Linked DNA regions of Mus musculus: all the other regions are linked to region 2. A link is a loop called in an ENCODE intact Hi-C map of the cell type or tissue named here. Cell type or tissue: heart. All regions are shown on one strand.

The links. Peaks named below come from ENCODE experiments on the same cell type or tissue, not always from the same donor. Only the 100,000 strongest peaks of a DNase experiment are listed, where the experiment ranks them.
Region 1: it touches region 2 in a loop (2.4-fold over the local background); 4 of 42 quality-filtered maps call a loop at or near these places.
Region 3: a loop joins it to region 2, with 2.4 times the contacts of the local background. A loop is called at or near these places in 4 of 42 quality-filtered maps.

What each region holds. Positions count from the first base shown.
Region 1 is chr3:109,487,226-109,495,225 of GRCm38, reverse strand. It overlaps Vav3 (vav 3 oncogene), which reads right to left. Exons shown (of 27, transcript NM_020505.2): 3 at 390-448. Among named protein-coding and RNA genes, the nearest start is that of Vav3, 150 kb to the right of the region's middle. In heart, a CTCF peak has its summit at 3,459 (motif pointing right); no DNase peak of the experiment used is centred here.
Region 2 is chr3:109,021,608-109,029,607 of GRCm38, reverse strand. It overlaps Fam102b (family with sequence similarity 102, member B), which reads left to right and starts at 2,001. Exons shown (of 11, transcript NM_001163567.1): 1 at 2,001-2,423. The coding sequence starts at 2,287. In heart, CTCF peaks have their summits at 2,992 and 3,863 (motif pointing left); DNase peaks (open chromatin) are centred at 1,887, 2,497, 3,867, 7,707 and 1 weaker place; H3K4me3 peaks cover 2,653 bases; H3K27ac peaks cover 1,507 bases.
Region 3 is chr3:108,974,206-108,982,205 of GRCm38, reverse strand. It overlaps Fam102b (family with sequence similarity 102, member B), which reads left to right. Exons shown (of 11, transcript NM_001163567.1): 7 at 967-1,062; 8 at 1,912-2,131; 9 at 2,398-2,525; 10 at 3,292-3,361; 11 at 6,864-8,000. The coding sequence ends at 6,906. It also overlaps a transcript of Henmt1 not described here. Among named protein-coding and RNA genes, the nearest start is that of Gm43221, 23 kb to the left of the region's middle. In heart, a CTCF peak has its summit at 4,378 (motif pointing left); no DNase peak of the experiment used is centred here.

The DNA.
Region 1 (8,000 bases), 470 kb before region 2:
CTATCATTTAATGCTTGTCTGATTGTTCCTTAAACTCATAAAAGTTGTGAGTTATTGTTCTGGTCTCTTCTACAGGAAGCAAACACATTATATTTTTAAATATTTATGTATTAAAACATTTGCATTTATCTTAATGAATTATACATATAGAAATGCTGAGGAATTTTTTAGAGAGAGCCATAACCAGTGACAGTCACCAGAAAACTGAGCACAATGTTGAGCCTCACTCAGTTCTATGAATAATAAGTTCTTAATTGCTCAATAAATCTCAAATGTGCATGTGACACTTAAAGTACTAAGCACAAAGAGCTTTGCAAACAATAACCATTCAGGAAATGACATTGCACTGAACTACACGGGAGACGGGAAACACAGAGGCTCAGACTGACCTGATTCCTGTGGCCAATGCTATTGGTGTTCGGGATAGCCGAGATAATGTTTCTATAACCTGGGGGGAAAAGAAGAAAATGTTTATTGTACTTAATAAAGTTCAACACTTGCCTCAAAAGCAACAGCTTTCCCATTCAATATTAACAATGATGAAAATATAAATGTATAGGTTCCAAAAGTGCAAAATGGGAAGAGTCATGACTGGGAAGCTTAAAAGCTCAGACAGTGCCTGTGTTTCTTTTCTGTTAATTTTATGACTTAATTCAGATTACTAATACAGGCGAGTGACAGTCCCCTCCCAGTAAAGTGGAGAGTTAAACACATTAACCCCATATATTTTGTACCTTATACTGGAATATCTTAAAAATCAAATAAATCTGTATTCCTCAATTAGTACTCGCTAGATATGTGAAGCTATTTAACTTAAAATTTGTTTTTAAAAAATTTACACAATGGAGTACTACTCAGCTATTAAAAAAATGAATTTATGAGATTCCTAAGCAAATGGATGGACCTGGAAGACATCATCCTGAGTGAGGTAACCCAATCACAAAAGAACTCACATGATATGTACTCACTGATAAGTGGATATTAGCTCAGAAACTTAGAATACCCAAGATATAAGATACAATTTGCGAAACACATGAAGCTTGGGAAGAACAAAGACCAAAGTGTGGACACTTTGCCCCTTCTTAGAATTGGGAACAAAACACCCATAGAAGGAGTTACAGAGACAAAGTTTGGAGCTGAGACGAAAAGATGGACCATCTAGAGACTGCCATATCCGGGGATCCATCCCATAATCAGCCATTGCATACACTAGCAAGATTTTGCTGAAAGGACCCTGATATAGCTGTCTCTTGGGAGACTATGCTGGGGCCTAGCAAACACAGAAGTGAATGCTCACAGTCAGCTATTGGATGGATCACAGGGCTCCCAATGGAGGAGCTAGAGAAAGTACCCAAGGAGCTAAAGGGAACTGCAACCCTATAGGTGGAACAACAATATGAACTAACCAGTACCCCCGGAGCTTGTGTCTCTAGCTGCATATGTATCAAAAGATGGCCTAGTTGGCTATCACTGGAAAGAAAGGCCCATTGGTCATGCAAACTTTATATGCCTCAGTACAGGGGAACGCCAGGACTAAGAAGTGGGAGTGGGTGGGTAGGGAAGTGGGGGGGGGTATGGGGGACTTTTGGGATAGCATTGGAAATGTAAATGAAGAAAATACCTAATAAAATTAAAAAAAAAAAAAAACTCATACATTGTATTTCCATGGCTGACCTGGCCTGGCTCTAGGCACTCAGTCATCACCGTTTCTGTCACGTTTTGGGCCACACAGATATCACATATTTCCACAGCTCAGCAGGCATCACTGAGCAGCAAAATGGTTGAGCGTGCCAGTTCTTAGCCTGATCACGCAAGATCAAATCCGGGTTTCACATTCATTAGCCAGCTAATTCTAAGCAACTGCCTAAACTCGCTAGTGTTGGCTTCTTCCTCTAGATAGGTCTTCAAAGAATAGCTAATGATCATTAGATTATTGTAAGGATGAAATAACACAGTACATGTGAAATAAATGGTTCAAAGGTAGCAATTCTTTATAATCACTAAAAGAAATTGCTTAGTGCTTTCAAGAACTTTTCTGCTCTAAATTACTTTCGATTATGTATTTCAGTACCTAAGTCCAAGCGTGCTCTGCTGACAGTTTTAGCATCTGTATTTAGTAATCTCACTCCTCTTTCATTTCAATCGTTTGGCAGAAACTCACTGAGGAAACCATCTAGATCCAGAATTCATTTTCTCATTAACTGCATTTTTTTAATGATAAACATGATGGCTCAAACTCTCAAAATCAAGCGCAGCAAAGGAGGATCTGCTATGTGATTCTTTTTGAGTAAGAACGGCAATGGGGGAAGATGCATCTGTCTGGATTGAGGTAGTGTCCTCTAAAAAGCCTCAGCCCCAGGACAGAAGCGTGAGCAAGGATCTCCATCCCTCAAATGAGCCTCTGCGGGGTACCAGTCCCATAAATGGGGTCTCCAAACTCCTGGCTCAGGAGGGAGCCCATTGGGAGCCTTGTTCACTCAGGTGAACCCACCTCTATAAAACATAAATAAGAACAGCTAATTAACTTCCGCGTTAAGTTATTGGCGGGGGTGGGGTGAGAATGTCCATCAAATGTTTGTGAAGTTTTATTATAGAAAATAAAATTAACTACATGGGAAATTGTAATTACATATTGACTATAAATAGCAATCTCCTGTGAATTCTTGGATTCTTGAAAATTGTGAAAAGAATAGGCGTGGCATGGTAGCATTAAAAAAAATGAAGTAGAGTAGACACACATCAGTCGGTTCTGTCTAAACACTCCACAGTGCACAGTTAGCTCAAAACAGCATGTTCTACATGACATGTATATAGACTTGTTAACTTAAAAATAAACCAAACACGGCTTCATCATTTTTAACAAGAGCATAAGGACAGAGGGGATGCTTTTAATGGTTCCTAGGGGTAAAGTGAAGCAAGCGACCTGGAGACCAGGGGAGCAAAGCTAGTGGCTCCAAAACTCTGCGGTTTAACCCTAACCTCCTGCTGAAACACTAGGAAATAAAAATTACTGATATTTGAAGATGCCAAAATTATGTGTTTCTAAGTGAAAAGTCTAGTTTTTTAAAAACATCTGGAATAAGTAGTCCTCAGACCTCTGGCTAAAGTAGGGTTTGAGACACACACCATTGGGATGAGTCAGTGCTACAGAACCCCAGAGAACACCCTGCTTCTGGTTGTGTTGTATGCTGTGGTCTTAGGCCCTCTTAGCAAGAAAAACAACACAGCAATAAAATATTATTCCTGCTACTTTAATGTGCATCTTAATGGCAATTTATTTTGTTCTTTGGAGATAATTGTATGACAACTGTTGATTTACAAAATACTTCACTTTCTGTCTTTGATCTGTCAACACTGAGAATAACTACAGTCTTTCCCCGCCCATGTCCCTTTCCCCCTGGAGCTGGAAAACCCAGATGACAGAAATCATACAGCTTGACTTGTCATGTAAACATGCACCACTAGAGGGAGCCAAACGATAGTCTATTACCTTAGGTCTGCTTTAAGCATTACCTTTAATCATGCTTTGAAAATTTGGTTTAAGCAACTCCTATGATTTAATGGTGGTCATTTATTATATTCAATACTAGAAGATAATACAGCTAAATTCATGGGACAGAAGGGTGGGAAGACTGCATGGTGATCTTACAATGAGTAGCTGCAAGACCCTTCACTTTTATGTCTGTTCTCTTCATCATTCTAATACTAATACTAAATTTAGTCAAAACAAATAAAGGCTGCTTGGTCAATGTGGTATTTTTAGAACAACATCTATTCTATAAAGACGATGTTTACAGACTGTGAACAGACAAAGACACAGATCAATGCCAGATCCTCAAATCCCCTCTATGAATTCCCTGCCCTTCTGAAGCATACAGACAAGAATATTTATAAAATAAAATAAAACAACAACAACAAAAAAAATACCGAAAGACACTAAAAAGCCTATGTTCCATGAAATATGTTGATTTTTAAATGGATACTTCAAAACAAGAGATTGTGGACGTCAGTTTCCAGAAAGGTGGGTAAGGCAGTAAGGACTTAGCAACAGCGAGCTACTGTGACTCCCCGTCCTGACCAACCTTTCCTGCCCACATCCTCTATCCCCACGGGAAAGGAAACACGTGTGTAAAGAAGTCAAGATTTTATTTGGGCTGACATTAATTAGACCTACTGTGTGAGGAAGGTGAGAGAAGTAGGCACGGCTTCTCATTACCACTTTAAACTGGAGATTGCATCCCAGAAGCAACAGGGTCAGTGAGAACATAGGCGAGCAGAGAACAGGGCTAATGAATGGCATTAGTGAAAGGGTGAACAGAGGGGACAGGAAGCCATGGGGAGCAGACAATAGCCAAAAGTCAGTCACACAGGGATTTTCTCAATGGTCCAAGAGTGCTCTGAGACAGCCACGGTGAGACCATAAGAGGTGAGATGTCCTTGGGCGCCCTGGCTGACCACCATGCGGGCTCAGGAGGGACAGCAGGCTCAGACTAGGTAATGAAGGAGTGTCCACTCAGATGCACAACTGGAAACCAGAGATCAAAGCACCAGGCAGCTCTGCTCAAGTGTCACCAGAGTTCCACAAGGCAGCTGGAGCCCAAGGTGCCTTCTCTCTGTGTTCTGCTCCCATCCCAACCTGAATCTCATGTGTCCTCTCTTAGACGGTGGCTATAGTCCTGTCCTGGCACTTATCAGTTCTATAACATTTTCAAAATCAGTTTCTAATTTTTTTTTCTCAAAAGAACTCAAGGTTGTTTTTTTTTAAGCTAATCAGTTGTAAAGGAGTATAGATTATGAAGTAGGATCCTGCCTCAAAAATAGAGAGGACTATTATAAAGCTGTTTTTAAAACCTTTCTAAGATTTTTCTAAAGTGTGCAGGGTCATGCTTTGTCACTAGCCATCAATCACAGCCGTGCCATCATGCATAAATGCACTTTATTCATCTTAATGCCGTGTGACACTCCAGCATACATCAAGAGTCTAGTGATTTTGCCATTATCCCCATGAGTAAGTAGCTATGACGCTCTGATACCAAGTCAGCACTCAGCATCCTCACCAAACGCACACTCAGTTACATGCGGGTTCTGTTGCCGGAAGGATGGTAAAGTGGGTACCTGTCCAGGAGAGAAAGAAAGAGGGGCGTTCTTTAAACTGCTTACATGAACTTAGACACTCTTGTGAGAACGCAGCCAGGCATTCCACTGATAATGACTTTGCTTTCCAGCAATAAAGAACAGTCAGGACAGGTGACCCAAACTGCTTTCTCCTGCTTTGATTCTCATAAGAGTCACTGGACATAAACTATTCTGCTGGCCCCGTGAGTGAAAGAGGAATATTTGCCCTACAAACATCACTGTGAAGATCCTGGATTACACAGGCAAGAATGTGTAAAGGGCTAGCCTAGCACAAGTAATGAAGACGTTAATAAGGGCCTCATGTGAAAAGTTAACAGTAGGGAAAGAGGTGCCCAGATTCTCAACCCTAAAGCCAGCAAAACAGCAGATGAGGTCCCTGCCCCTTCTTCTGTTTGACAACGACTCTTCATTGGCCAGAGCTACTTGACCAGTCAGTTTGTCACTTTAATAACTATTACACGAAGCAAAATGCAATACTGAATAGAGACAAGCTCCAATTTTTAAACTATTCTCTTCAGGAGATAGCACTCTTTACTTACTGGCACATTAGTGTCACTGTTGTAACTTGCAACTGAAGCAACAAGCCATTTCTGCAGGAGCAACTGACGAAGCTCTTGGATGGTCTTGAGTTAAGAGAGACATAGTAATCTAGAATACAAATAGCTAAAAGAAACCATGGGGTCCAACATGCATAGCAACCAAAAACAAGTACTATTTGTGAATGTACCTTCCTGATTTTTCTAAAGTATTCTCTCTCTGATCTAATAGCTGGTTTGAATAAGAATTCCTGGAGCAGTGACTTTTGCAGAGGGGTTAGCTATGCAGGGGCAATCAGGGATTTCAGGTTTGGTCCATGAGTGCAAAATTAACTTAGTGGCTTACAAGGGCTATAGAGTGTCAAAGCCCCACAGCTCAAGTGAGCAGCTGTGGCCTGAGACCCAGGTGTGGCATCAAGGCCCCTGCAGGCTCAGAGCGAATGCCCTATGGAATAGAGACAAACACAGGGTCTAAAAGAGGTAACTGGGAACAGGGGCTTCGGGGTGTTGCTCTGGGAGATTCACACAAAAGCACTGGCACTGAAAGAGAGGCCAGCTGTGATCTAAAGGCAGCCAAGGGAACTAAATGCTACCCTTAACTCCAGATTCTTGACAACGAGGCCCAGTTCAAAACCCAGCCAGATGGTGAGTTGCAGATTAGCAATATATTTCACCTTCAGTCTCCTAGGAAATCAAAAGAACTCATTACATTAATTTCCTTTGCCATTCCAATTTCACACAGTAAATTACCCCATTAGAATACACTGCAGCTCAACGTCACTTCCAGCCACATGTTTCAGAGATTTCCTTGAACACTGGAGAAAAAAAACCACTCCTGGCCTCATCTCCATGGACCAAGCAAAGAAATAATAGCCAGAGGAGAGAGAGAAGCATCCATTCTGATCCAGATTATAAACCACAGGAAACGGGTTTCCATTGTTCTTGAGAATGGTGCGTTTGTAAAGCTTTAATGGGTCTAATTTACATCATGTACTGACTTCAGGGACAGTCACAGATAAAAAGTATTTTTCCTTTTTGAACCACCAAAATTGAACTTATCAAGGGTAACTACCTCCTTTAGGAAGAGTGTGCCCTAGGCACACAGTCTGTAAGCAGATTGGGAGGAAGACTTTCTTCGTTCAAATTCAGCATCCACCTCGCACTTAGTGGACATGGAACAGTAACTTGGCTCCCTTTCGTATGTGCAACCCAAGTCTGTTGTGCAGGTAAGATGAAGCAATCTTGTCTCAGGAGATGCTTCTGTGCAGCTACGGTTCTGCCCACTGCCTCGCCAGCCATGGCCCTAGACCTCCACTGACTCCTAAAGAGAAGCGCCTTCCCTTAGAACCTATCTCCTCTCTCTGTGACCCTCCAAGCCCCACTCTCCTCCCTCCAATAGCTGGACAATCAAAAGATTTTTCCAGAAGCCTTCCCCATGTTTAAGCCTTGTCAATCTGTTCAGTGAACTGCCCTCCGATCCAAGTCCCTCCTGACTCCCTGCGCCTCTGCCTTGCTAAAGGCCCCCTGTCTCATTTCTTCTGCTAGAATAACTACCAGCTTATCTTTGACTTCTAGCTCATCTCTCATTAACTTCACCCTCTGCCTGGCTACCACAGAGGTTGAACGATATTTCCAACAGTCATTGTGATAACCCCACCTCCCACCTGAATGTTCAACTGTAGCCCCCTTAAAAAGAGCTACAACTGCTGAGAAGCACACTCTAGGGTCCCTACACCCTCTGCCGCTCCAGCCCACCCTCCTACTCCTCTGACATTTGCCACACTAGGCCAGACTCAACACACTGTTTACGGTGCTCCAAGCAGGTCCCAGAATCCTACCTTTAGAACACTGCTTCTCAACCTCCTTAATGCGGTGGCCCTTTAATATAGGTGTGGTGATCTCCAACTACAGAATTACTTCATTGCTACCTCATAACTGTAATTTTGCTACTAACCTAACTTTGTTATGAATCATAATGTAAATACCTGTGTTTTCTGATGATCTTAAGCAATCCCTGTAAAAGGGTGATTTGACCCCCTAAAGGGGTTGTGACGCACAGATTGACAACCATTGCTTTGGACTAGGAAGGAGTATAATATTCTCCATGCTATAATTTACACAAGGGCATTCAAAATTAAATGCTTCCTATTACAAGATAGGTGGAAGGAAGCACACCTAGAACAACAGCACCAATGTTCTCACGCCGACTGAGGGACTGTGAGAAACACGTTCTATACAGTGTTCCATCACCCCGTCCAAAGGCCTGGGAGCATAGTCTGAATAAGAAACTCAACTGTCAATTCACAGCTATAAAAGAAGCCATTCTGC
Region 2 (8,000 bases):
CTGAATCTTTATTTCTCCTACTTCTTCACCTGGAACACCTCCTACTTTCTCCCAAATCCTAGGTAAAATCCATAAAGCCATCACTTTATTCATTCAGTTCATCACTTCTTATTCCAAGTTGTACTTCGTTTAAATTTAGGACTTTTTTCTGTCTTAGGTTTTGCCTTTTTTAAATTGTTATGTAGTGTTATTCTTGTGCGGGGTGTGAGAGGTGTGTGTATGTGTGTGTGTGTGTGTGTGTGTGTGTGTGTGTGGGTGTGTGTGTGTGTGTGAAAGCATGCATGCCATGGTGGTGTTCGGGCCTCAGAGGACAACTTTGTGAAGCTGGTTCTCTTTCCACTTTTCCATGGCTTCTCAGGATTGAAGTCACACTGTGGACGCTCCTGAGGTCCGGCTTGCACTGAGGCTCTTTACCCACCGACATTTCTCTGCAGTCCAGTTTTGTCTTTAAAAGGTCTAAAAAAATACATTTATTTATTTATTTATTTATATAATGCAAGTGTATTTGTAGGTGTGCATGCCTTACAGTGAACCTATGGATGGAGGTCAGAGGCCAATCTGCGGGATTAGCTAGTTGCTTCTTTCTGCCATGTGAATTCCAGGGATGAAACTCATGTCCTGCAAGTTCCTTTAACACTGATCCATCTTGGCCAGGCCAGGACTTTAAAATTATTACAAGCAGGTTTTGGGTTTTGGTCATGGAATCTATCTAGCCAGTAACTGGTGGTTTAGGCAATTAAAATATTTTATATGAATAAATAAATAAATGGGCTGGAGAGATGGCCCAGCAGCTCCAAAGGGACTTGGTTCACTTCTCAAATCCACAGGGCAGCTCACGACTGTCCCGTTTAAGAGTATCAGACACACTTTATGGTCTTTGCAATTACCAGACACACATGTAGTTCACAGGCCTGTAACACAGGCAAGAGACCCAGACACATCAATTGAATTTTTAAAAAACGTAAAGGAATGATCTACAAAGAGGATTCTTTTGAACTACACCTTTTCAAAAATTAAAAAGGCCAGATGCCAGGCTGGGGATGTAGCTCAGTTGTGAGGTAGCTTGCTAGCATGCATGAAAGTCCTGGGTTCGATTCCTAGAACTGCATAAACATGACATGGCGGCACATCCCTATCACCCTGACATGGGGATCACAAGTTCAACATCATCCTTGATTACATGGGGAGTTTGAAGCCAGCCTGAGCTAGAGACCTTGACTACAAACCAAACCAAACAACAGTACCTAAAAACACCACCACCCCTCAAAAACAGTACGCAATTAAATTGATAACATACGTTTTAACAGTAGATACTGTGTGGGGGGGGGGGGGACAATTGATATTCATCTAAAAAGAATTTTTTAAGTATGCCTTTAGAATCTGACTTCATGTGTTCACAGTATGTACAGATTTTAAAGGGGAAAGTATTTTAACTCCTCTGGTCCTTTTTCTTTCCTGGGTGACAGAAATTAAATAAACAAGCCATCAATGACGGGAAACACAAGGCACAGCCCCTTGCTTGGGCACTTGGTGTGGCCACAGCAAATTTTAATCTTTTCCTTTCTCCTAGCTGACTTTCATCTAATGTTTAAGAGCTAGTGGGGTTTAGAGACCCTACAGAAGATTTTTAGGTTTGGGATTCTATTTGTCTCTATTTATCTTCAAACCCAGAGGCCGTGAAATCACTGGAGGGGGAGGGGAAGAAAGGGGGGCGGTGCAAACCCAGAAAGGAAAGGCGCAGAGGAAGCTGCACAAGGAAGCTTTTTCGGCTGGGTTTGTCTTTTTTTAACCCCGGGGAGGCGTGCCGAGCTCGCTGCTGTCGCGTGTTAGCTTGCCCAGCTTCCCCGGCGGGGCGCGCGCCCGCCCGGAGCTCCTCCGCCCTCCGCGGACCGCCCGCTTCCGCGCTGGGTGCGCTTCCGGCTGCGGCCGCTGGGGGCGCCCCGGGCAGGGAGGCGGCAGCGACCGTTCTCCTAGCGGCGCCTCTCTCTCTGCTCGCGATCAGACGGGCGGCGGCGGCGGTACGGAAAGGGCGCCCACTCCCCGGGCGAGCTGCAAGGCGACCGCTCCTCGCGGGCGGCCGGGGTCCGCGCTGCAGCCGCCGGTGCTCTCAGGCCCGGGCTGCCGCGACAGGCGGCCCCGGCTCCCGCCGACTCGCGGCGCCCCCCGGCTGCGCCCCCACGCGCCGCTCGCGGCCCGGGCCATGGGGCTGGGCGGATCCGAGGCTCGGCCGAGCTGAGGCGGCGGCGCCCGTCCGCGCAGCCCGCTCGCCGGCGCCTGGCCCTCACGATGATGAAGAAGAAGAAGTTTAAGTTTAAGGTGGACTTCGAGCTCGAGGAGCTCTCCTCGGTGCCCTTCGTCAACGGGGTCCTCTTCTGCAAGATGCGGCTGCTGGACGGCGGCAGCTTCACCGCCGAGTCCTCCAGGTAAGGAGCCTCGGGAGCTGCTCTCCCGCGGCTGCCCGCAGGCAGGGGCTTCTTGCACGGCCAGCATCCCTTTCTATGCTTGGCCCCTTTGCTCTGTCGAGCTGCCAGCTCGGTGAGCTCATCGTCCTCCAGAGACGAGTCTGAAATCAGCCAGAGCATCGAACAAACGGCACCAAGTGCTTCGCAGTGGGCTGGGCTGGTTGTCCCGCGCGCCTATCTTCAGGTGGCCCCTGAGTCTGCTTTCCCCCCAGTTCTTCAGGAACGGTGGAGACACAGAAAGGATGCTTCTGGTTTGTCCAAAGACATTTCCCATATTTGCAAAATCCAAAGTAGACCGTAAACCTTAGAGAAGCGAAAATGACCCAAACTGTTACAGTCCAAGAGCTCCCACTCGGAACCGCCTGTGGTTGACGTAATTACTGAGACTTTACTGGGACTTAGGGTGGCCACGATAGAGCTTGGGATACGCCTGGTCGGGCTTGTCTTGAGTCAAGCGTTCCTGGCAGACGAGACTATGTAGTCTTTGGCTTGCCTTAGAGCTATGTCTCCAGTTAATGTGCTTATATTCTCAATTACCCATCTTCAAGTGGCCACTAGTGGGTCTCAGTGAAAGACTTAGAATCAAGAGAGCCCAGACCTTATCCTCCATGTCCTTTTAAAATGAGCACCTAGACACTGGGAAAGAATCTGACAGCAGGTGACAGAACGCAGCCATGTATGGCAGGATTCCTTGAGTAATTTAAGGGCAGGTTACACATTGATAGATTTGCTCTTAGATATTTTTCTCTACAGAAAAACAAGATACATGAAAGAAGTTTTGGAATGAACTTTTAAGTTCTTAAAGTCAAGGAGAAGGGGCTAGTCGTCAATATATGTTTTGTCTACGTAAACTTCATTTTTACCCTAAAAAATATTCTTTTTATCTGCTGTTCCATTAATAATGTAAAGGAAAAAATGTCAATGGGTTGTGGGACGGAAGCCAGAAAACTGCCCTCTCTGGCAATAATGAATCCCGTGGAAGCCAGGAAACGCCAAATTGCCTAAATGAACAGATGTACGCGGCACTATTGATCCTCAAATTTATTTTTAAAAATCCACTGAGGATAATTTTCAATATTTAACTGTGATGACAAACCTGTAGACATTCAGCTAATTGATTATACAACCATTTTAACACTGCTGTCAGAGAACAATGAACTGTGGAGAGGAAAAAACTACATGCATACATACATACACACACACACACGCGCGCGCGCGCGCGCGCGCGCGCGTGTGTATGTGTGTAAAACTTCCTAGCTCTTGCAATGGAAATCCTGAACACCATGCGGGGGTCAAGTGACAGCCTTACTCTGAGGCCTAGACAAAGTTTTCCTGGAGGGTTCTTTTCCCCCTCCCCCAAGTTGGAACAGATAGACGTAAGCCTCTGCCTCAATGGTGCCACCTGGTGGTCAGAACATGGGCCTACCTACCTTCTTTCTTTTCTACCTCCTTTTCTGCATGGAGTGTTGATTTGCCTCACAAGTCAGTCAGTCACAAGTCTGACCATTTCCCCCCCACACACACCTCACTCCCAGTACACATGTCCACTGGGCCGTTTAAACATATTGATTACTCTAGGTAGGGCTATGAGGTGGAGAGTTTTACTATGCTAGTAAGTGAATTGAGTCTTAGGAAGCATACCTTCCCAAGACCCCCTCCTGTCTGATCGCGTGATGCCAAGTTTCTGGCCCAAGTCTAACTTCAGACAGCGTGATGTCAGACAGAGAAAAAAGGTGTGTGCTGTTGAGGAGTTTCTGAGTCGGCAGCTGCCTAATAAGTTAAGGTATGAGGGCTATAATTGATTTCTCCACACAGGAAAAAATAAAAGTCAGGTTGCTTGTGTTAAACAAACCTTTCCTCCAACTAAAATCTGGATTTATGAAGAGAATTGAGGTTAATAGTGCCCTAACCAGGGCTTAGCAAACCTCAGTCCCACCGTGATGACCCTGCGTGGGTTTACTTAGGCATTCACAGCTAAAATTTGGAAAACTCAGCCAGTGATTTAAGGCCATCTTGAGGGTTTCCTCAGACAGTGTGCCTGAAACATTGAATGTATTTTGGCATTTGGTGATGAAGACGTTTGCTTAGATTTTTCTACCAATTCCTTTATCCTACCAAAGTGTGCCAGGTACAGTGGTGCAGATCTCAGTCTCAGAACTTAATGTAGAAGCAGAAGGATGCTAGCCTAGAGTACATGAGGCAGCCTTAAAACACACGTGTGTGTGCATACACACACTTCAATAAAAAGAACATACCTTCCTTTACAGGGAGAAATAGAAAACCTGAAATAATCAAAATTGTGTAGCCTGAGTAGCAGGTACCAATCTAAAGAATAGATCATCTCTGGCTGCTAAATTTTAATATAGAAAATTATTCTAGGGGACCGTTTTGAGTTGTAAGTGGTTGAGACTAACATTTCTCCCATAGCGATATGAAAAGACTTCTGCGTAAAAGGGTTAAAGCGGGCTCGTGACTGTCATCCTAGGAAGGCCTGATGTCAAGAGTGACCTTGATGAGTGTCCTGATCTTCTTGCCTGGATGACAAGCATGCCTTACAGTGCTTAGACTGTTTGTACACCTATGTGGTTCATGCTAAATGCCTTCTGAGAGCCTGGACTTTGCATCCTGCTGAGGAGAAGACAGCTGCCTAAGCAGCCAGTCCTAGTTAAACCTGATAAGTGTCCCTGTCAGACAGCACATCTCCCCCAATCCAATGTTGGTGTCGCTGTGAGCGGATGCTGCTGCGAATTCCGGAACCGTAGTGTCTTCAGCAATGAGTACAGCTGTATGCGGAGTCCATTGAGTTCTAAGGTGTCTTAGTCAGGGTTTCTATTCCTGCACAAACATCATGACCAAGAAGCAAATTGGGGAGGAAAGGGTTTATCCAGCTTACACTTCCATACTGTTGTTCATCACCAAGGAAGTCAGGACTGGAACTCAAGCAGGTCAGAGAGCAGAAGCTGATGCAGAGGCCATGGAGGGATGTTCTTTACTGGCTTCCTTTGCCTGCTCTCTTATAGAACCCAAGACTACCAGCCCAGAGATGGTCCCACCCACCAGGGGCCTTTCCCCCTTGATCACTAATTGAGAAAATGCCTTACAGCTGGATTTCGTAGAGGCATCTCCCCAACTGAAGCTCCTTTCTCTGTGATAACTCCAGCTGTGTCAAGTTGACACACAAAAGCAGCCAGTACATAAGGAATCACCAAACCTTAGGCACGGTCTGAGGGACCCCACACAAAATAATGTCTGTATTGTTGAAAAAGGGTCTTAATGGACACACATGTTACACACCACACACACACACACACACACACACACACACACACACACACACACATCCACACATCCCTTGCCTTTGTTCACAAACTAAACGTGCAGATGAGTCATTGCTCACCAGATATCACTTAAGCACTTAGCAAGTTTCTATCTCCCTGCCGAGGGATGTGGGAAGTAAAGCAAATACAAAGTCCATGAGGGAATTGACTCTAATTAATGAAATTAGATCATAGATGTCCAGTTGCTAGATGGTGGGAGACACATGGCTTACTGCTTCATCAGTGGGTCAGACGCTATGAGAGTTCTGAAAAGGAAAAGTCTTTTATTTACAGTTATGATGGTTGCTGAAATCTGCATTGGTATTCCAGCTGAACACACCTAGAGGATGGATTTGCACTGAGAAGAAAGAGGTGAGAGGAGAGCCCGCGCAAGCCATTAAGAGGGTTGGTGCTGCATCAGCCTGATGGGAGAGTTCCCACGAGCAGAAGCAGCAGATGATGTTAGAGAGGGGCTTTGAATGGCATTGTAGGGTTTGATTTCCCTACTCAAAGGATAGAATTCAATATTGTATTCTCGAACTGCACCGTAACGTGATTAAAGTGGAATTTGAGCCAGCTGGCTGGCTGGCAGTCTGCTGCTGTTTAGATTCAAGTGGCAAAAAATAGATAGATTAGCGATGGAGAGACAAATGAGAGGCTGTGAGAACCTGAATGCAGGCTTTTTCGCATCAGTAAATGGCAGGTGATAATGCAGTGGTCAATGCCTTATGTCATTGACAGAAGTCAGGAAGTTGAGGTAATGCCCTTTCAGTTCTGTTTGGGGTGGGGGAAAACATTGGACGTGGCTGTAAAGCAAAGGTTCTCAACCTGTGGGTCATGGCCAATATCCTGCACATCAGATATTTACATTATGACTCATAACAGTAGCAAAATTATAGTTATGAAGTAGCAACAAACATATATTTGTGTTTTGGTTTAGTTTTTGAGACAGGGTTTCTCTGTGTAGCCTTGCTGTCCCAGAACGTCACTCTGAAGGCCAGGCTCGACTCAAAGTCAGAGATCTACTTGGCTCTGCCTCCCAAGTGCTAGGATTCAATGCAGAAGGCATGCTCTCCACCACACCCAGCATAATGAATTAATCTTGTGGTTGGGTGGGGGGTGTCACTACACCATGAGGAACGGTATTAAAGTGTCATAGCATTAGGAAGGTTGAGAAGCACTGCTCTAGAGAAGAGTTAAGCTGTATGCTTAATATATTTCATCTAAGGGGACAGTGGACCTGACAATTGATCGAAGGCACAGTTATTTCAGTGCATGTATTTCTTATATTCTTGGCCTCTTGGGGCCATACAAGCCTGTTTATTCCCATTAGAAGGTCCATATACTGGTTTCCCTGTTTATAGATGATTAGTGAAAATGAATTTTAGAAGGATCTAGATTCTCCTGTGAAAGTTTAATCGGTAAAAAGAAGTTAGAAAAAAAAATATCCAACTCTTTATTTTGAGGAAGTGACATTAAAAAATGGTTAAGGCAAGTGGTTAGGTCTCACCACAGTTAACAAAACATTTAGAAAATACATTGCAATGTTACAATGGTCTACTCAACTGAAGCCAAGCGGCTGCCTAATAAAATATTTTTGAAGACCTTTCAGAAAAACAGAACATTGTATTATTTGAATCTTTCCAGAACTCCCCTTAATAAAGTATGTAAGTCACTTTTAAAGCTTACTGCAGTTATGAGGACATGTTTAATTCTGGTCTGTTTAAGCAAGGAATGATGGGAAGGGACTCTTCCTACATATCTGTGATTTCTCAGTTTGCCTTGCCTCTCTCTCTCTCCCTCCCTCCCTCCCTCCCTCCCTGTGTGTGTGTGTGTGTGTGTGTGTGTGTGTGTGTGTGTGTGGTGTTTGTGTTGGTAACTAATACGTTTCCAAGTTTCTCATGAACTTGTGGAAAAACCACATGTGAACTCAGGGAGTGTCCGGGAAGCGAGGCGCACATCTGTGTATTGTATCTCTGACTCTGTAAACAAGCTAAAAGGATTTCTTTTTTGTTTTTGCCAAAGAACATCTTTGTTTTCAGGATTTTAATTCACTGGACATCATGTACTTCTTTCCAGTTAATTTTTGCCATATTGCAAAAGTAAAAATGTTTTCATGTTAGAAAACTTAGAGAAGCAAAAATAGCAAATATTTTCAATAAATTAATCATGCAGAGCTTACCACCATTATTAATATTTTGGTATATAACCTAGCCTCCAT
Region 3 (8,000 bases), 47 kb after region 2:
TTGGGACCCTTGCAGTCTGTCCGGACATGAGAAGCCTTTGCAGAGGACCTGCAGCTTGCATGTTTGACAGCATCTGCTGGCCCAGCTGTGCAGCTGTTCAGTGACAGACCTGCTACTGTGGTAACTGTCACTCAAGTGCTTCCCTTCAGTTCCCACGTTAACAACAGTTCTTGTTTCCAAGTGTTTTACACTAATACTAAACACTAACAGCTCTGTTGTCTGTGGAGGATGGCTGGTACCGCCAGTGCGTAATTGCTATCTAGACTATGCAGGTGATCAGGGAGCTACTAGGAACAGTTTGTGCTCCCAAATAGTACATCAAAAACTAGGTACTATCCTGTTCCTTTTGTCACTTTATTTTTCAAAGTTTACTTATCATCTTATCTTTTTTAGTGTGTGGGTGTTTTGCCTATGTATATATCTGTTCACCATGTGCATGCCTGTAGAGGCCAAAAGAGAGTGTTGGGTCCCCTGGAACTGGAGTAACAGCTGAGTGTGAACTGTGTAGATAGATAGATAGATAGATAGATAGATAGATAGATAGATAGATAGATAGATAGATGAAACTATGTCTTATAGATAGAGATAGATAGATAGATAGATAGATAGATAGATAGATAGATAGATAGATAGATAGATAGGGAAATGACACCAAAGTCCAGCATTTTCCTGAGAATTATAAGAATAAGCCTGATTTATTAGAGAAATGTTGAGGAAAAAGAACTAATGGTTTTAAAACACACTGCTAGTAGACATGATGAAAGTACCCTAATTTTCCAATGAACTAAGATATTTAAGTATTCTTTCATTTCTTGCGATGTAGCTGTTTTCATTGTGCCAATTTGAAGGACTATCATGTTATCATTTATTTTCCTTGATTATGAATTTGCGAAGTAATAAAATCTACAAGTTAGAATACAAGTTGACTTGCTGGCAATAGTAACACCGAGTTGTGACTTATTGCAGATCTTTCAGCAAAGAGTGCCTCTGTTCCAGATGAACTTGGTGCCTGGGGACACTCTAGAACATCAAGCTATGCAAGCCAGCAGTCCAAAGTATCAGGTAGACCCTCGGTGGGATTCAGTGCCTTGTTCTTCTAAAGCAGTGGCTCTCAGTCAATAGGTCATGACCCCTTTAGGGGTCACATTATCAGATCTCCTGCATATCAGATATTTACATTATGATCCATAACAATTGCAAAATTAGACTTATGAAGTAGCAATGAAATAACTTTATGCTTAGGGATCACCACAACATGAGGAGCGGTATTAAAGGGTCGCAGCATTATGAAGGTTGAGAACCACTGTTCTAAAGGGATGTGAAGCCAGGTGTGGTGACACACAGCTGCTATCCTAGCAATGGGGAGGCTGAGATAGAAGGATGGCAAGTTCAAGGCCAGCCTCTGCTTGCTGTACAGCAAGTGCCTGTCTCCAGACAAAATAAAATCCAATAATACACTTGGAACTACTATAGTGGAACGGTTATTGTCGTGGGATAAAGAAATTACATCTCAGAGATGGTAGATGACTCAGTAAAAATGGTTGCCATGCAAGCATGAGATCCTGAGTTCGGTCACCATCACTCACATAAAAGTCCGACATGGACAGTTCATACCTGCAACCTAAGGGCTGGGAAGATAAAGACAGAAGGATGTCAGGGACTACTGTAGCTAAAACAGCAAGGTCAAGGCTCAGTGTCTCAAAGCACAAGATGGCCAGTGACAGAGGAGAATACCAGATCAACAACTGGCCTCTGTGCACACGTCCACCCACGTGCATCTGCACACACGTGTGCATGCATTCCTGTGAACCTGTACACACCTACAGAAAGAAAAGGTTAGATTGTAGTGTGTGTGTGTGTGTGTGTGTTTGATCATTGGCAGTATATCCGAAGTGATTTTTCCTCTGGCAGGCTATAGCACATGTCACTCCCGGTCATCCAGTTTCTCCGAGTTCTGCCACAGGAGAAATACCTCAGTGGGAAGCACGTCAACGGGGATTGAAAGCATTCTCGAGCCATGTGACGAGACTGAGCCAATCACAGCTGAACCAAGTCCAGACCCCACCGCTGCTGCCGCCACCGCCACCACCACCACCGCTAAGGAAGAGGAAGCTTCCGAGAAACTCGCCAGGTACCCTCCCACGTGATGTCATTACCCTCCCCCATGATGTCATTACCCTCCCCCGTGATGCCGTTATCCTCCCACGTGATGTCATTACCCTCCCCCGTGATGTCATTACCCTCCCCCGTGATGCCGTTACCCTCCCCCATGATGCCATTACCCTCCCATGTGATGCCGTTACCCTCCCACGTGATGTTGTTATGTTACAAAGCATCTTTATTCTCATGACATCATCAATACAAAAGGAGGAGACTCAGCTGTGGCTCTCTTCACAGATGTCCAGTGAAGCAAGATTCTGTTGAGTCGCAGCTGAAGCGGGTTGATGACACCAGAGTGGATGCTGATGACATCGTGGAGAAAATCCTACAGAGTCAGGACTTCAGCCTCGACTCCAGTGCAGAAGGTATGCGAAGAACGGATGTGCATACAGGCGCTGTGGCCCACCACTGTAGGGCCATGTGGTTGGGCTACTGCTGCAGACGGGTGAACGCAATTCCATGTCCACAAAAGCAATGGTAGTTTTGTAGCTTGTCTCTGACAAAGGCTGGTGATCCTGGAAAAAGAGCGAACCTCAGTGAAGGAGTCAATTGGAGGTGGTGTAGTTCAGTAGTACAGCAAATTCCCAGAATGTATGAGGCCCTGGGTTCAACCCCTAGAAATGGTATGGGTCCAGAGAAGCAGAGATCAATTTTAAAGAAAGCTTTCCTGTCCATGCATTTCACGAGTGCTGGCTCCATGACCCATGGGGGGGTGGGGGTTTGCAGCGTGGTGGTCTTGAAACCAGTCGTGAATAGAATTGTGCAGTCTCTCCCAGCAATTTCCACAGAAACTGAAATTTTATCTGCCACCGACTTGAAAGGTGCAATTACTCATGCTGGTGAGAACAGAGAACACTTAACAGTTGACTGTTTTGTTGTATAACTGGCTGGAAATAGAAATAATTAAACCTCCTGAAAAATTGTAGAAAGAGCTGTCATTAACCATTAAAAGGAAAAGAGCTTTGGGGAGGTCGGTGAGAAAGAACTGTTAGTTAGGCTGGCTTTGCAATTGTCTCTTATAAACTCTGATACACTTAATGAATGTAAAATTCGGGTCACTACAATATGCGTATTATTTGAGAGTGGTCTGGCAACTGTGCGCTTAGCAAACTTTCCAATTATGTGTTGCAGAAGAAGGGCTGAGGTTGTTCGTGGGACCTGGGGGAAGTACAACCTTTGGCAGCCACCACCTTCCAAACAGGTATGTCATGCACCCGGTCACTGGGCTGAAACATGAACAGCCTACTTCACGGGGAGAGGGAGTGTTGCCAGGAGGCTCGCTTAGCAATACGAAGCCCTCACTTCAGTCTCGAGAGGGAACAGAACACGGTAGCTCCCTCCTATAATCCCGGCGCCTGGGAAATAAGAGCAGGACGTTCATGAGTTCAGGGCTATCCTCTGCTACATAGTCTGAAGAGTCCCAGGCTAGCCTCGGCTCTGAGAAAAAGGAATAAGTAAAGGATGAGGGCTGCAGTTGTCATTATGTTGAGGCTAAAGTAACACGCATGCTGTACCTCCATGAGAGGAGCTGGTTGTGACTGGAATATTCTTTCCTGGATGTCTTCAACATTATATCTTATGTTAGTTACTTTATTTATATTTCTAGACTCTGTTAGACAAATAGAGCGCCTGGCCATTGGAACATAAAAAAAGAATTTTTAGAACAGAATTTGTAGCCTAATATTTTAGACAGAACAAAGCAAACATTTCCAGCCAGTGGCCCTACCTCTGCGAGCCAGCCGTGCGCCCACTCAGCAGCAGAGGCTGCTTGACCTTAAGAACATTTCTTTCTTTAAAAAAAAAAAAACAAGAAGGCTGTTTCCATTTCCATTTTTAATATAGTTTTTATATACGGCTGTTTTAAAGGTTTACAGGGTGGGAGTGGTGGGGTGCACAAACAGAGGCCAGAAGAGAGAGCGTTGGCTATCCAGGAGCCGAGTTACAGTTGTGAGACACCCGATATAAATGCTGGAAACTAAACTCGGGTCCTCAGGAAAATCGGGAATGACTCTTAAACTCCTGAGCCATCTTTCCAGCTGCTATCTAGGTGTTTTTTAAGGTTTTTTTCTGTTGAGGGTCACAGTGTATAGCTCTGACGTGTCTAGAGCTCTCTATGTACACCAGGCTATCCTCAAACTCAGAAACCCACCTGCCTCTGCCTCCTGAGTACTGGGACTCAAGGCATGAGCCAGCACACCGAACAAGATCTCCCCCTAGTGGCTGGTTTCTTAGAAGTTGGCATGTACTGTGACTGGGTGTGTTTCTCTGTCCTTATTCTGTTTGGGTTTCACTGAACTTCTTGGATGCCCGTACAGATACATTTCATCAGATTTGAGACTTCTCCATCCATTATTTCCCACACACACATGCTTCCTTCCGGTATTCTGATGTTCGAATGCCAATTCTTAGTTCCTATGAGCTAAGATAAAGCACCACCAACAGACCAAAGTAACCGATAACCGGTGACCTGATGAACCGGTGAGCGGCCTGGGCTTTACAAAACAGCCGAGTCACCAAGAAATCCTGCTGAGTCATGGTTGACAACTTTATAGAGACCTAATGTCAGTTAACCCTCCACCCCCATACACCCTAGCATCTTCCAGGAGCACATGCAGGAGGGAATGGTGGGTGAGAGGAGGGAATGGTGGGCGAGAGTCCGGTGGTCCTCCCCTCGTGCTTTCTACAAGTGGGAATTAAAAGCCCAACCCTGTTTCCATTTCTGTAGACCTTGCTGTCACTATTGGTTTATTTCGTTGCCATGACTACAGATGAAGCTCATGGGTTCATCAATTCACCAACTGTAGGAACGGGATAATCGTGTTATACCTAGAGATAAAGATATACCATAAACATAAACACCTCAGAAAAGGTCATTAAGGGGTAAAACCAGACATAGTAGTCTCCAGGATTACTAAACTATGCACTCCAGGCAAAACAGCCGATGTAGGGGAGGGGTTTCTGATACCTCAACAAATGAGGAAACGGCGACCTGCGGATAACTTTTTTTTTTTTTTTTTTTGGTTTTTCGAGACAGGGTTTCTCTGTGTAGCCCTGGCTGTCCTGGAACTCACTTTGTAGACCAGGCTGGCCTCAAACTCAGAAATCCGCCTGCCCCTGCCTCCCAAATGCTGGGATTAAAGGCGTGCGTCACCACGCCCGGCTTGCAGATAACTTTTACAGTAAGACCTTCACCTCCATGCAGCGCCAATATTGAAGTTCTCCTGATCACCCAGGATGCTTTGGGGAAAGGATAGAACTATGACCCTTTCGAAACGTAAAACTAGCTGCTGTCTAAAAGACATAGTGAGAACCTTTATTCTGCCAGACCAAGAAACAGTAGCAGGGAGAAGCATGCTCCTTCCTTGATGGCACAGAACCACAGTCCTAAGTCATCAGTTATAACAGCAGCAGCAGAAGATCTCCTGTTGGTGAGACCATTACCTAAATAGGCTGTCTCAGAATGGCTTTTTTCACAAAGCCTGCAAGTTATTTAGTATACTCCATCATTCTGTTAGTATATTTCATTTTCTTCCTTTCTTTCTGTTTTTTCTTGTCTCAATTTTTATCTTGTAAATTTTATTTTACTTTATTTTTATTAATCATTCCATTTGTTTACATCTCAAATGATATCCCCCCTTCCTGATTACCCCTCCATAATCCCCCAATCCCGTTCCCCCCTCCCCCCTCCCCTTTGCCTCTATGAGAATGCTCCCCCAACCCCCACCCACTCCCGCCCCACCACTCCAGCATCCTCCTACCCTGGAGCATCAAACCACCACAGAACCAGGGGCCTCCCCTCCCATTAATGTCGGATACATATGTATCTGGCCAGTTCATACCCAGCATATTACAGAGCTGTGATGCAGAAACCCAAGAATGCAATGGCCAGCTAACTATTCAACTCTATCCCCAAAACTTACATACTGCCATCTTATTCTTTCACTGGCCTGAACTGCTGGTGTAGCTGCCAACCCCGGACAAGGGTTTCTTATACACTAGAGATATGGACGTCAATATATCTCTTTGTGTTTTACGTGGGAAAATTAGTCACATGGCCACACCCACCTATAGGGGAGTTGAGAAGACAGTCTCCAGCAAGGTTCCCTGTCCCCAGCTAAATTATAAAGAAGAGAAGAGATTGGGGAGTGGGGGACATCAACCAAGAGTACTTTCCCTTTTGAACTACGTCACACATGTGTAGTTCACAATACTGGCCACATATCAAGCCATCTGTGTGTTGACCAAAGGAAATCTTGAGTCCTGTCATCACTCATAATCCCAGCACATGGGAGGTGGAGGCAGGAAGAACTGGACCCCAAAGCCAGAGAGGTGTAGACCAGCCTAGGCTACCTGAAACCCTATCTGAAAGGGGGGAAGGAGAGGAGAGAGAGAGTGAAAAGGGCTTTTCCCTTTCTAAAAAGATATATTAAGACCTACAGTATTATTAAGCCTCTCATCGCTCTCCAGGGAAATCCTATGTACTGCCCTGACTGACACTGATTTTAGGATTGGGTGGCGGTAGCACAGCCTTTAATCCCAGAAAGCCTAGGCCAGACTGGCTTTCCAAGACAGCCAGAACTACACAGAGAAACCATGTCTCAAAAGGGGGAAAGGAAACCAGCAGGCGTGCCTGGGAGGAGAGTTCTCTGGAGGTTGCCGCCTCTGCAGTTCAACTGAAGGTTTTCCTCTCACTACCGTTTCAGGGTAGGATCTGGAGCCTATGAACAGGTTGTGATCAAACGCTAGGAGCGAAGCCAGCAGCGGGCGGAAGCTTCCCTGTGTGGACAACAGGTGTTTCAAGGTGTGTTAGTCAAGCATGTAAGAAAAACACAGAGCCTGTTTTCAAAGTGAAGTTCATCTGCGAGGAGGGAGGCAGAGCTGACTCATTCTTAAAGCATCCTGTACCATCCTTTCCCACCTACTCACCCACTGGGGGAGCATGTGAACGGATGGAGGGCGGGGCAGTGAAGACCTGGCCTGCCTCAGCACCCAGAACGAAAGGTCTGCTTGCGCTTCTGAAGCACCCGGAGAAAAACCGTACTGGACACATCTGAGGGTGATTTTAGTACTCCAGCGTACATATCTAAGTTGGGGGTGCTCAATAGGTCTGGGCTCTGTTTTTAAATTTTATATTTAAGAGACAGGACTTGAGGTCAGTTTAAACCCTATAAATTCTATCAAGATAGTTGTAATTCCTATGAAGTAAGTCCTCCATGTCCTGTTACCTCCGGCATTGTACTAAGCGTATTAACTCCTTTTATGCAGCAGTTGGCAGGAAGAGAGGAGGCTCATGCTTTGGGGAAATATTATGCTATAGCTTAAACATTTTAAATACTTTATAATTCTGAGCATTTCAGACTTAAGTCAAATGGCAAATGCATCCAAGTCGGCAGCAGGTGGCCAGAAGGAAGGCTGTGATGGTGCAGGGTCTATTATTCTAGTCATTAATACTAGATGAGTCACAAAACCCCAGTGCCACTGTCTAAGCGTAATAATCAGTCTGTAAAAATCTATAGGCAAGCTACGAGAAGAGCTGTTTCATAATCCATTCAGTACTAAGACTTGCTCGTCTGGCGGTCAGAACAGACGCAAACTGTTAGCTGGTCAGAAAGATAGCATTGTATCACAGCCAGACTTCTGTGAACTGACACTTACCGTGCTGTGCTAATGGACAGACGTCTGAGCAGCTGAGTAGCGTCCATTTCCTATTTCAGCCTCTTTGACCAGAGACCGTTTCCTTCTTTACTGTGTCAGACAGAATTTAGCTGTTTGAAGCCAGAGTATAGACTATCACATATCTCTAAGACAGCTTTCCGGGTCCAGATATCTAATCTGGATCC